Regions from separate parts of the Homo sapiens genome. Here region 1 is linked to region 2. Evidence: chromatin contacts called from ENCODE Hi-C or POLR2A ChIA-PET data. All regions are on one chromosome and are shown on one strand. Each heading gives the region's core, a stretch centred on a gene start or an enhancer-like site at or near the end of the contact. The rest is flanking DNA. Distances are from core to core; before and after follow the strand shown.

Evidence for each region. Hi-C counts contacts between places; a loop is a spot of excess contacts on that map. ChIA-PET counts read pairs that join two places held with the same protein, here RNA polymerase II (POLR2A). Pooled maps may share reads with other maps.
Region 1: a map of ascending aorta shows a loop between it and region 2 (2.7-fold over the local background). The contact joins the enhancer-like site here to the promoter of THBS2 in region 2. A Hi-C loop is called at or near these places in 2 of 168 maps with a recorded cell type or tissue (IMR-90 and ascending aorta) and 5 of 50 pooled maps. POLR2A ChIA-PET finds 5 or more read pairs at or near these places in 1 of 52 experiments (H1).

What each region holds. Positions count from the first base shown.
Region 1 is chr6:169,316,773-169,321,413 of GRCh38, forward strand. No RefSeq gene overlaps it. Among named protein-coding and RNA genes, the nearest start is that of THBS2, 65 kb to the left of the region's middle. Within about 2 kb of position 2,964, at least 3 of the 41 ENCODE cell types and tissues checked have a DNase peak (open chromatin) inside an H3K27ac peak, as active enhancers do; they include ascending aorta, where a contact is called at or near this core.
Region 2 is chr6:169,250,653-169,255,264 of GRCh38, forward strand. THBS2 (thrombospondin 2) reads right to left here and starts at 3,194. Exons shown (of 22, transcript NM_003247.5): 1 at 3,072-3,194; 2 at 81-154. The coding sequence starts at 132. RefSeq lists enhancers at 730-1,243, 1,756-2,268, 2,269-2,780.

The sequences.
Region 1 (4,641 bases), core at 1,714-4,213, 66 kb after region 2:
GCACAGTAATCATTTGTGGACAGGACTTTGGTGACTGGAAGTGTTACAAGACAGGAAGACAACAGGCCTTTTCCATTCCCACATTGCATTTTGCTCATTTTCAGTTTTACCCAAGAGTGACTCAGAAATAAAGTATTCGAAGTCTTGGTCGAAATTTGAAATTGAATCCTTGTGGAAGTTCTTTGGGTTCCGTTGGCTTTGGTGAATGCCCTGCTTGCGTTTTAGGTGTTTACCCCTGCTCCAAATTCCATCTGGCTTTCCACACCTTTGCCAGATCAGGGTGGAGGAGTCGAGGCCATAGCATTTCTGATTGAAGAAAGAAAGGAGGGATCACAGAAATACAACAGACACTTCAGAAAAACAGGAGCTCGGAATGGAAAGCCAATACCAGAAACTCGGCTAATCTAACGCAGTCCAAAAAGCCTAAATACTGGAAGAAAAAATCATCTGAGCTGCTTGTGTCTATTATATAGCTAAAAGCAGTTGAATGACAAAATACAGCCATGGTTGCCTAACAGCTTTTTGGTCAGTGACAGACTGCATATACAATGGTGGCCCCATGAGATTCCAGCGCAGTATTTTTACAGCACCTTTCTACCTTGAGATATGTTTAGGTTCACAAATGCCTACCACCGTGTCACAATTGCCTGTGGTACTCTGTACAGTAACGCCTTGTCCAGCCTCGCGATGACGATGATGCTTCCATAAGGCCCTGCATGGGATAAAGCAGTCCCACATGACCAGAACAATCTTCCTACCATGTGTGATATTCATGGGAGACTGGCAAGCAGATGCTCGGCTTCATCGATACGTCTCTGGTGAGACCGTCAGCATGGGTTCTCCCCCGAGCCTGACCAACTTTGGGTAAAGTTGGGCTTTGGAATCTACAAAACCCAGGGCCAGTCCCGAGGAGACAGTGTATCCATAGCCAGACGTGTTCTTCATGTGAAATAGGTATTTTGCTCCAGTCGTTTTAAATTCAATCCAGTCTCTTTCTCTAAGTCAGTGTTGCTGTGTTGGTCTTGACCTCAGCAGCTCGACACGGTTTGAGAGCTGAAGAGGGTGCTGTTCTGCCGGCCTCCTCAGCTGAGCTCTGGGTTGAGGAAGACGTCCATACCTTTCATTTATTCAAGTGGAAGGAGGGAGGAGCAAGAGCAGGGGAGGGTAAGTGGCAGGGCAAGCAAGGCAGCAGCTGACCATTCCAAGAATTCCCTCCCGCATCCCGATCTTCCACCTGGAGAACCAACGGCGCAGCCAGGGAAGTCGAGGCACGCCCACAGTGGCACCAACAGCTGGGACCTCTTATCGCATTTGCGTTTCAGCTTCTGAGTTCAGCGAGCTGTAAAAATACCTTATGATCTTTCAAAAAGCGATTTTCCCTCCAAGCACACACATGTTATGAAATGTTCTTTCTTGCCCCTTCCCCCATTTTTATAAACTCAGAGCAATGTGGATACCAGATTACTAAAAGTCAATTCCATTAAGAAGCAAAGAACCGAAAATGAAAACGCATCTGCCAGCTCACACTCTGCAGTGGCCTTCCATCCACGGGTCCTTGTTGCCAGGATCAAATCTCTCTTTTCTGGAAACCAGGTCCCTTCCTCTTGGAAGGTCATGTGTTGTGGTAACAATGGCACTAACAAAGGTAATTGTTGTTCCCAGCAGAGAGCAAACTCCTAGAGGCAGGGCTGGGGATGTGACTGTCCCTTGTCCAGAGAGAGGCTGGCCCACAATAGGTGTCCAAGGAGAATCAGAATGGGTTTATGTAAGTGATTTTCTAGTCATGTACACAAATTATGATTGAGGAAAATCAAAACAAAAGAGCCAATCGAAATTTGATTTCCAGATCTGCAAATCCATTTGATTAAGAAAGAAAGAACATATCTCAGAGAGTCTATAGACTGAGAGGGTTGCTGGTGCAGCACTCAGATCCTACGCAGAAGCACTTGGTAATAACATACTATATTACTATTAAGTATTCAAAAAGTACTTTCTAATTTTTCCCTCCAGACTATATTGTTAGAGGTGGTTAGATTTCAAGCTGCCTTTATGAATATGGCTCAGTGCTTTGGCAGAGACCAAATATGCCAGAGAGGAGAGTGTCTCGCCGGCTCTGCACTTTGAATATTCTCCTTCACGCAAAACAAAACAAAACAAAAATGTTGCCTATTTATCACAAGAAGCTTTTGGGGTTGGCAGTAGATGAAAACTGTGTGTGCTTAAGGTATGCATAATCTGGTTTATACTATCTTTTTTTTTTTTTGAGACAGAGTCTCGTTCTGTCGCCCAGGCTGGAGTGCAGTGGCATGATCTGGGCTCACTGCAAGCTCCGCCTCCTGGGTTCACGCCATTCTCCTGCCTCAGCCTCCTGAGCAGCTGGGACTACAGGCACCCGCTACCACGCCCAGCTAATTTTTTGTATTTTTAGTAGAGACGGGGTTTCATCATGTTAGCCAGGATGGTCTCGATCTCCTGACCTCATGATCCACCCGCCTTGGCCTCCCAAAGTGCTGGGATTACAGGCTTGAGCCACCGCGCCTGGCCGGTTTACACTATCTTGTTTTATTGGTCTTATTACCAGTGATTTAGTGATTTATTATTCCCCAGGGTCTCCAAGAATACACTGACTCTTCCTCGCTTTAATGAAAAGGGCCAGTATCACAGATCCGCAGTAGAAACTGTGTAATTTTGAATACCAACCTGGAGGTCAGCGTCTTCCTGAGGCTAAGCCCCCGCACCTGCTCAACCCCAGGTTTGAGGCTGGAAGCACCAGATCGAAGCCTGGCAAAGGAGACGCCCTTTTATTTCAGGCTGCACAGACATAATTTCCTCAAGGGAACCCTTGTTTAGAGTGATTTCTAGGAAACATACTGCTAAACCCCCAGTTGCTGCTTCTATACTGTAATGTGTGGTTGGAGGTTAGGGCTCAGCTGCTTTCTCGATGAGGACGTCAGTGAACCCAGACAGACGTTCAGGCTGCTGAGTCCGCACTGCTGCGGTGCTGGCTCTATGTGGTGTATTTTGTCTAGGAAAGAAATGTCTAGCCAAGAACATAGCTAACCCAAACCAATCACACCCCAACACTCCTAACTTGTCTCCTATCTGCACATTTCCATGTTAGGAAGGAAAGAATGAAAACTGCCCGATATTAGAGTCTGCCCCGCCGAGGGTAGCACTCAAATCTAGATTTAGCCTTTTTTCCAGAGGCTTAGCTGTTTTTGGTCCTTTCAACTGGGTAAAAAGTTAAACTAATTTCTCCACAATGCCTTAGGGTGCTTTGTATTCAATAAACAGTAAATAAGTAACATAATTATTTGTTCATCTTATTTCATCTTTTTGCACCAAGCTACAGAACTGTCTCTGCCATGATTGACACTTGCAAACCAAAAATAAAATCCTAAGCTCCCCAGTCAACACAATGGACTGTCCTCTTGGCCACTGGCATTCATTCCAAAGAGAACTAAAAAGCTAGTCCAGGCTTGGATGGGAAGTGGGGTCGGACGTGCCTCAAAACGAGGGTAAAATACCCTTTTCCCTTTGGAGTTCTGGCACAACTGATCACCAGTCACATGAAAACAGAGACCTTAAGACCCACAGCACAGACTCTTAGTAGCAATAAGATGCTAATTCCACCCTGACTGTAGTATAACATCACGTGGTAAGTAGCTGACCCTGAGAGAGACTGAAGTATTTTACCCCAAACTATATTTCTTTGACTTGTTTTGAAATGGCCCTGCAAAGCTGTCTTTTGTGGGGAAAGTCCACTTTCTATAGCGTCCCCTTCCCTTTCTAGATGTTTTTCCTGATCTAGGAGATAATTAAGTAACAGTCTGAGAAGCACCTCCCTAGGTCTGATAGCTCTGCAGCCTGCTACCTGGAGGCCAATTCTGCATGATAAAATCTTGTTCTCCAAAACCCTTATTTTAACCAACACATTCCTTCCTATTGACTCCAGCTCTTTAAATAATAACTTAACTCTTTCAACTAATTGCCTGTTTTTCTCTCTTTGTTGGAGAATGAAGTTTTGCTATGTTGCCCGGGCAGGCCTTGAACTCCTGGGCTCCAGCAATCCTCCTCCTGCCTCCGCTTCCCTAAGTGCCAGGATTACAAACATGAGCCACCATGCCCAGCCTCAATCAATTGCCAATCAGAAAATCTTTGAATCCATCTGTGACCTGAAAGGCTTCACTCTGAGCTGTCCTGCCTTTCCAGACCCAACCAATGCACACCTTGCATAGCTGGTTGATGTCTTCTGTCTCTTTGAAACATGTAAAACCAAGCTGCAGCCCGAACACCTTGGCCACATGTTCCCAGGACCTCCTGGGGCTGTGTCATGGGTCATGGTCCCCATATTTGGCTCAGAATAAATCTCCTTAAGTATTTTACAGAGTTCAACTCTTTTCATTGACACATTCTTGCTTTCAAGTAATAAAAATCCACTCCAAACTAGCTTAAGAAAAAAGACCAATTTGTAAGATGTGTTACCTAAATAAACCCCAGGGCCAAGCCCATTTTCTGCATGGAATTGCAGTTTATGAAGGCCAGTCTAACAACAAAAAGTATTAAAGAGGCACCTTAATTATTTTATTTAAAATTTTTCTCCCCTGACACTGAGGGGCCCCTTTCCTCCTGCTGCCATCC
Region 2 (4,612 bases), core at 1,944-4,443:
TTTATTTTGTCATCTCTCCCCTTGCAGCTAAGCCATATCTCACAAGCCAGAGAGAGACCACAGGCTCTGAGGACACTCACCTTGCGTGCTGGGCCACACCCACAGAGCCAGCAGGACCAGCCTCCAGACCATCCTGCCTCCTGCAGCTGAGCTCCTGGGAATACAGGAAACCCTTGTTAGTGATGAGTCCACAGCTGCAACCCTGCCTGTGAGCGAGACTGGCCCAGTGACTCACATGACCATTGAATAACAGTTTGCATATAAAACTCAGCACCAACTGGATTTGTGGCAAACTGAGAGCGAAGGAGGAAATTTACTCTTCAAGCAGGATTCTTCTAACTATAAGATTTGTTGAGCTAGCATTTGCCGGCAAGCACTGCACATCACGTTCTAAATATTCCTATTATTTCATCTTCATAATAGCCTGGGAGGTATGTGCTGCTCTAATTGTCCTCATTTTACAGATGAGCAAATGGAAGATGGGCAAGTTCAGCGCTTGCCTGGAGTAATTCTGTTCATACGACTCGTAGACAGGACTTAGATGTAGAAAGTTTGAATTTAGAAAAATATCCAGCCTGACAAAAATAATCTGTGAACGCATTTTGTGTAAATATCCAGCAAAAAACAGTTATGCATAACCTAATTAAATAGAATGAATATCAACTGTAAAAAAAAGTTACAAATAAACTTAATTTGGTGAATTATACTTACAAAACAACAGAACACTTGACTTAGCCATCATTTTGACCCTGCCTCTTTATTTTCCTGCAGGCCTGTTTTTCCATTCTTGGGGATTTTAAGTTGGCACAGCTCAGTGGAGGCTGGCCCCGAAGTCAGGAGATGTGGTCCAAAGCCCGGCTGGGCGATTAACCCTGTGGATCTCAGCTTCTCCTCTTCCGGGCGAGCATGAGCCTGAGGGTCCCAGGGCTCCCCAGGTCCCTTCCAGCAATTGGTCACACCCTGCTCTAGGTTGAAGGGAAGACTGAGACCCCAATTCTTCCCATATTTAGAATATCAAAGGCCGTTAACTTCTCATTGTTAATCCAAGGACTCTCCCTCTCCAGAAACAACATTTGGTAACCTGGAAATCCTCACCTTCCAGGAATAGAGAAACATTCCTCAGAAGAAGAGAAATGCTTGGCAGCACCTGCAGACCCCCCACCCATCTGCTGCTGGGACCCCCCCCCCAAACCATCTGCTCCCCCCAGTGCCGCCCCAGGGGTCCTTGGTGATTGTTTCATCTGTCCTGGCTCCGGAAGCAGCACGGCCTGCGGCCGGAGTCAGCACCAGGCTGAGCAATGCTGAGCACCAGCTGTGCAACCTAGGGAAACTTACTTAACTTCTCTGTCTCAGTTTCCTCATCCGTAGAATGAAACGTAGCGTCATGTAAAATGCCCACCTCATCGGGTTGTCATGAGAGATGAATTCGGCAAATGAAACTTCACCAGGGGCTGACTTAGCCCAGCGAGCCACAGGCATGGGTTACCGGAGCAGAATGTGCCTCTGGGTCTGGGGCGCTTTCTACTCTAACTGCCCGAGGCAGCTGCAGTAATAATGGTGGTGCTGATAGGGCCTTTCTATGGAGCTCTTAAGAGGGTTTAATGACAGGAGCGAACACTTGGCCATGAGCTTAGAACAGTACCTGCATGCAGTAAGCACCACAGAACGGTGTTAGAATACACAGCTCAGGTACAGCCTTGGCAGGCTCTTCCCACCTCCCCACCTCATCAGCCCACACTGCCGGGTACGTCGCAGTCCCCTAAGGACAGCTGTGTGGGGCTGGCCCTGCAGAGGCCAGCCAAGAACAGGATGGTAAATGCGAAAGTTCTGGATGCCCAGCTTCATAAGGACAGGTTAGAAAAACTAAATCAAACTCCTTTGACGAAACCAGATCCTACTGTCTCTGCCTTGAGGTAGATTCTTACAAGAGCAGGAGGCTAACAAAGCATCCCCTGCTGCGGATTGTCAAAGGACAGTGAGGCTCCATCCCACAGGAAGGATGAGCAGCCAGGCTACCTGGCCTCAGCCCATCCAGGGACACCGGGCATGCATGGATGGAGCCACGGATGAGCCAGTGCCGCTCACCCCTGCCCCAGCCTCTGCACGCCACACATCCACGTTTATGCTTGTGTTTTTCCAAAAGAAAGATTTCGGTGCCTGTCTGCAGCAGAATGTAGTTTGAATTTGCAAAGGTCTTTTAAAACTCTTTTCGTATGAACAATCAAAGTAAAAGATAGCTTTGCAGAGAGCTAATTGTTTACCGGCCGTCCACCACCAACAGCAGTCTGATTAAACACCAGACTCCTGGGTGCTCAGCTCCCAGTCCTGGGCAGCCAAACCCACCTTCCTTAAGTGGTAGCCAGGCAACCTGCCAGCTCGCTTTTCATATGCAAACTGCCCCAAGACTGTTAAAAGTCGCTGTGTGTCCCGGCAGTCACAGGATTTTCCATAGACTTACCACAAATACTCTCTAGTTATGTTCAAAACCACTTTTCAGCTGCTAATAATGTTAACAATCAGAGTCTCTCTTTAATCTACTAATAATGTTAACAATCAGAGTCTCTCTTTAATCTACTAATAATGTTAACGATCAGAGTCTCTCTCTAATCTACTAATAATGATGTTAACAATCAGAGTCTCTCTCTAATCTCCAGTTACTTTTCAGATATTCCGGGAGTTGTTTCTAATTCTCTCCTCAATAACAAACTCTCATGTGGAATCTTCTTCTTCGGAAACTGAAAACATAAAGCGTTTACCCGGGTTCCCAGGCAGGTATATACATTGAAATAGCAGCAGCCACAACCCTCAGAGAGGAAGGGGTGCCCGGCTGGTGAAAGCACAGCCACGGAGGAAAAGCTGAGGAGCGGCCACGTGCCTTGCTCTTCAAGCGGGCAGTAGAAACACCACGTGAAGAAACACTTGCCATTTAGTGTTAATAGATACACCACCCACCTTAAGTTAAGAATCGAAATTGCTCCTTTTTCTTCTCCGCTTCTTAGAGTTCGAGAACTCTAATTTCTTAAAATTAGAGCACCATTAAATAATTGATTGAGTTTAAGAAATAATCGTACCTGGTTTGCCAAAAAGATGCAGTGATGACTGGTTTCAGTGTTCCGGACCGAGTCAGAAAGGCGCAGGCTCTGCTGGAGCGAGAGACCGGCCCTGCAGTGCAGGATGCTCCGGTGGACGTGGCCGAGCGGCTCCCGGGCAGCGCGGCTTTATATGCCGCTTCTCCTGTGCAGGGCTGTCAATCAGACACACGAGGAAGCACGTTTAATTCATTCCTTCGAAGGAATGACATCATCCCCCTTCTGATCTCACCATTTGCTCCGAGTACCTGCTGCAGGGGTCCAAGTCCAGCCCCTCTGTACTGGATGCCGTCTCCTCCTCCTGCACCCCGGCCCCTGCCAGACAGGCCTGGGAGGAGCCAGACGGAGAGAGGGAAGGCAGGGACTCACTTTTCCTGTCTTCTCTCAGGAAATAAGATGCTATAAATAACACTAGCAAGATTGGCTAGAACTCCTCATTTTGCTTAAGAGAAAAAAATGCAAGTTCTATGCCTTAAATATGTTTCGAATTACTCAATGTGATATTGGTCTTTCTAAACCAAATGAGTGACTCTCAATAACACATGAAATACATCGGTGAGTATCAATAATCAGTCTGTATATTAATAAAGTTATTATGGTCAATAATCAAGTGTATTATGTGACAAAAATGAAATTTAATATAAAAGGAAGTTGCCAACATTTATCTCAGGCAGTTAGAGGACTGAAAAGCTGTACTGCAGCTTTGGGAAAATTCATTTTTACCCAAATTCTGCTTCATTTGCTCAGTGAGGATCCCCTAGAAGGACGTCTCCCAGTGGACGTGCAATACCCGTAGAAGGGTGTGTCCCAGTGGACGTACAGTACCCGGCCAAGTCCCCTTGGTGCACACTTGCACGTGGCCCCATCACAGGAACAACCTGACGTGCAGGCACAGAGCAAGGACTCGAGAGAACGAGAAGCAGTGGCAGCAGCTAACCCCCGCCCCTCCCACACCTCAGGCATCACCCGCAATCAGGGTGCACTCTGCATGGGGGTGGGGGGCACCGCTTCTCAGAGGTCAGGGTGGACGATGGATGCGGAGGGGCTGCTTCTCCCAGGTCAGGGTATACAGTGGAAAGGGGAAGCTGCTGCTCTAAGGTGGGGGTTGATGGTACATGGGGGAGGGGCTGCTTCTCCCAAGTTGGGCTGGACAGTGGATGGGGGAGGTGCCACTTCTCCCAGGCCAGTGTGAAAGGTGGATGGTGGAGAGGCTGTTTCTCCCAGGTCAGTGTGCAAGGTGGCTGGGGATGTGTTGTTTCTCCCAGGTCAGGGTTAATGGCAGACAGGGGAGCTGCTGCTTCTCCTGGGTTGGGGTGGACCTTGGATGGGGGAGGTGCTACTTCCCCAGGTGGGGTGGATGGTGACTGGGGAGCTGCTGCTTTGCCCGGAGCCACCTGCACCTGCTTCATGTCGGCACCTGCCTGTCAGGTTCCTTCACGTTTGTGTGGAGTTGTCAGCCTGGCCATGGATCCGTCAAGTCCTAGTTAGAGAACATTAAAGCGAATTTCTGTGGACACAACCCT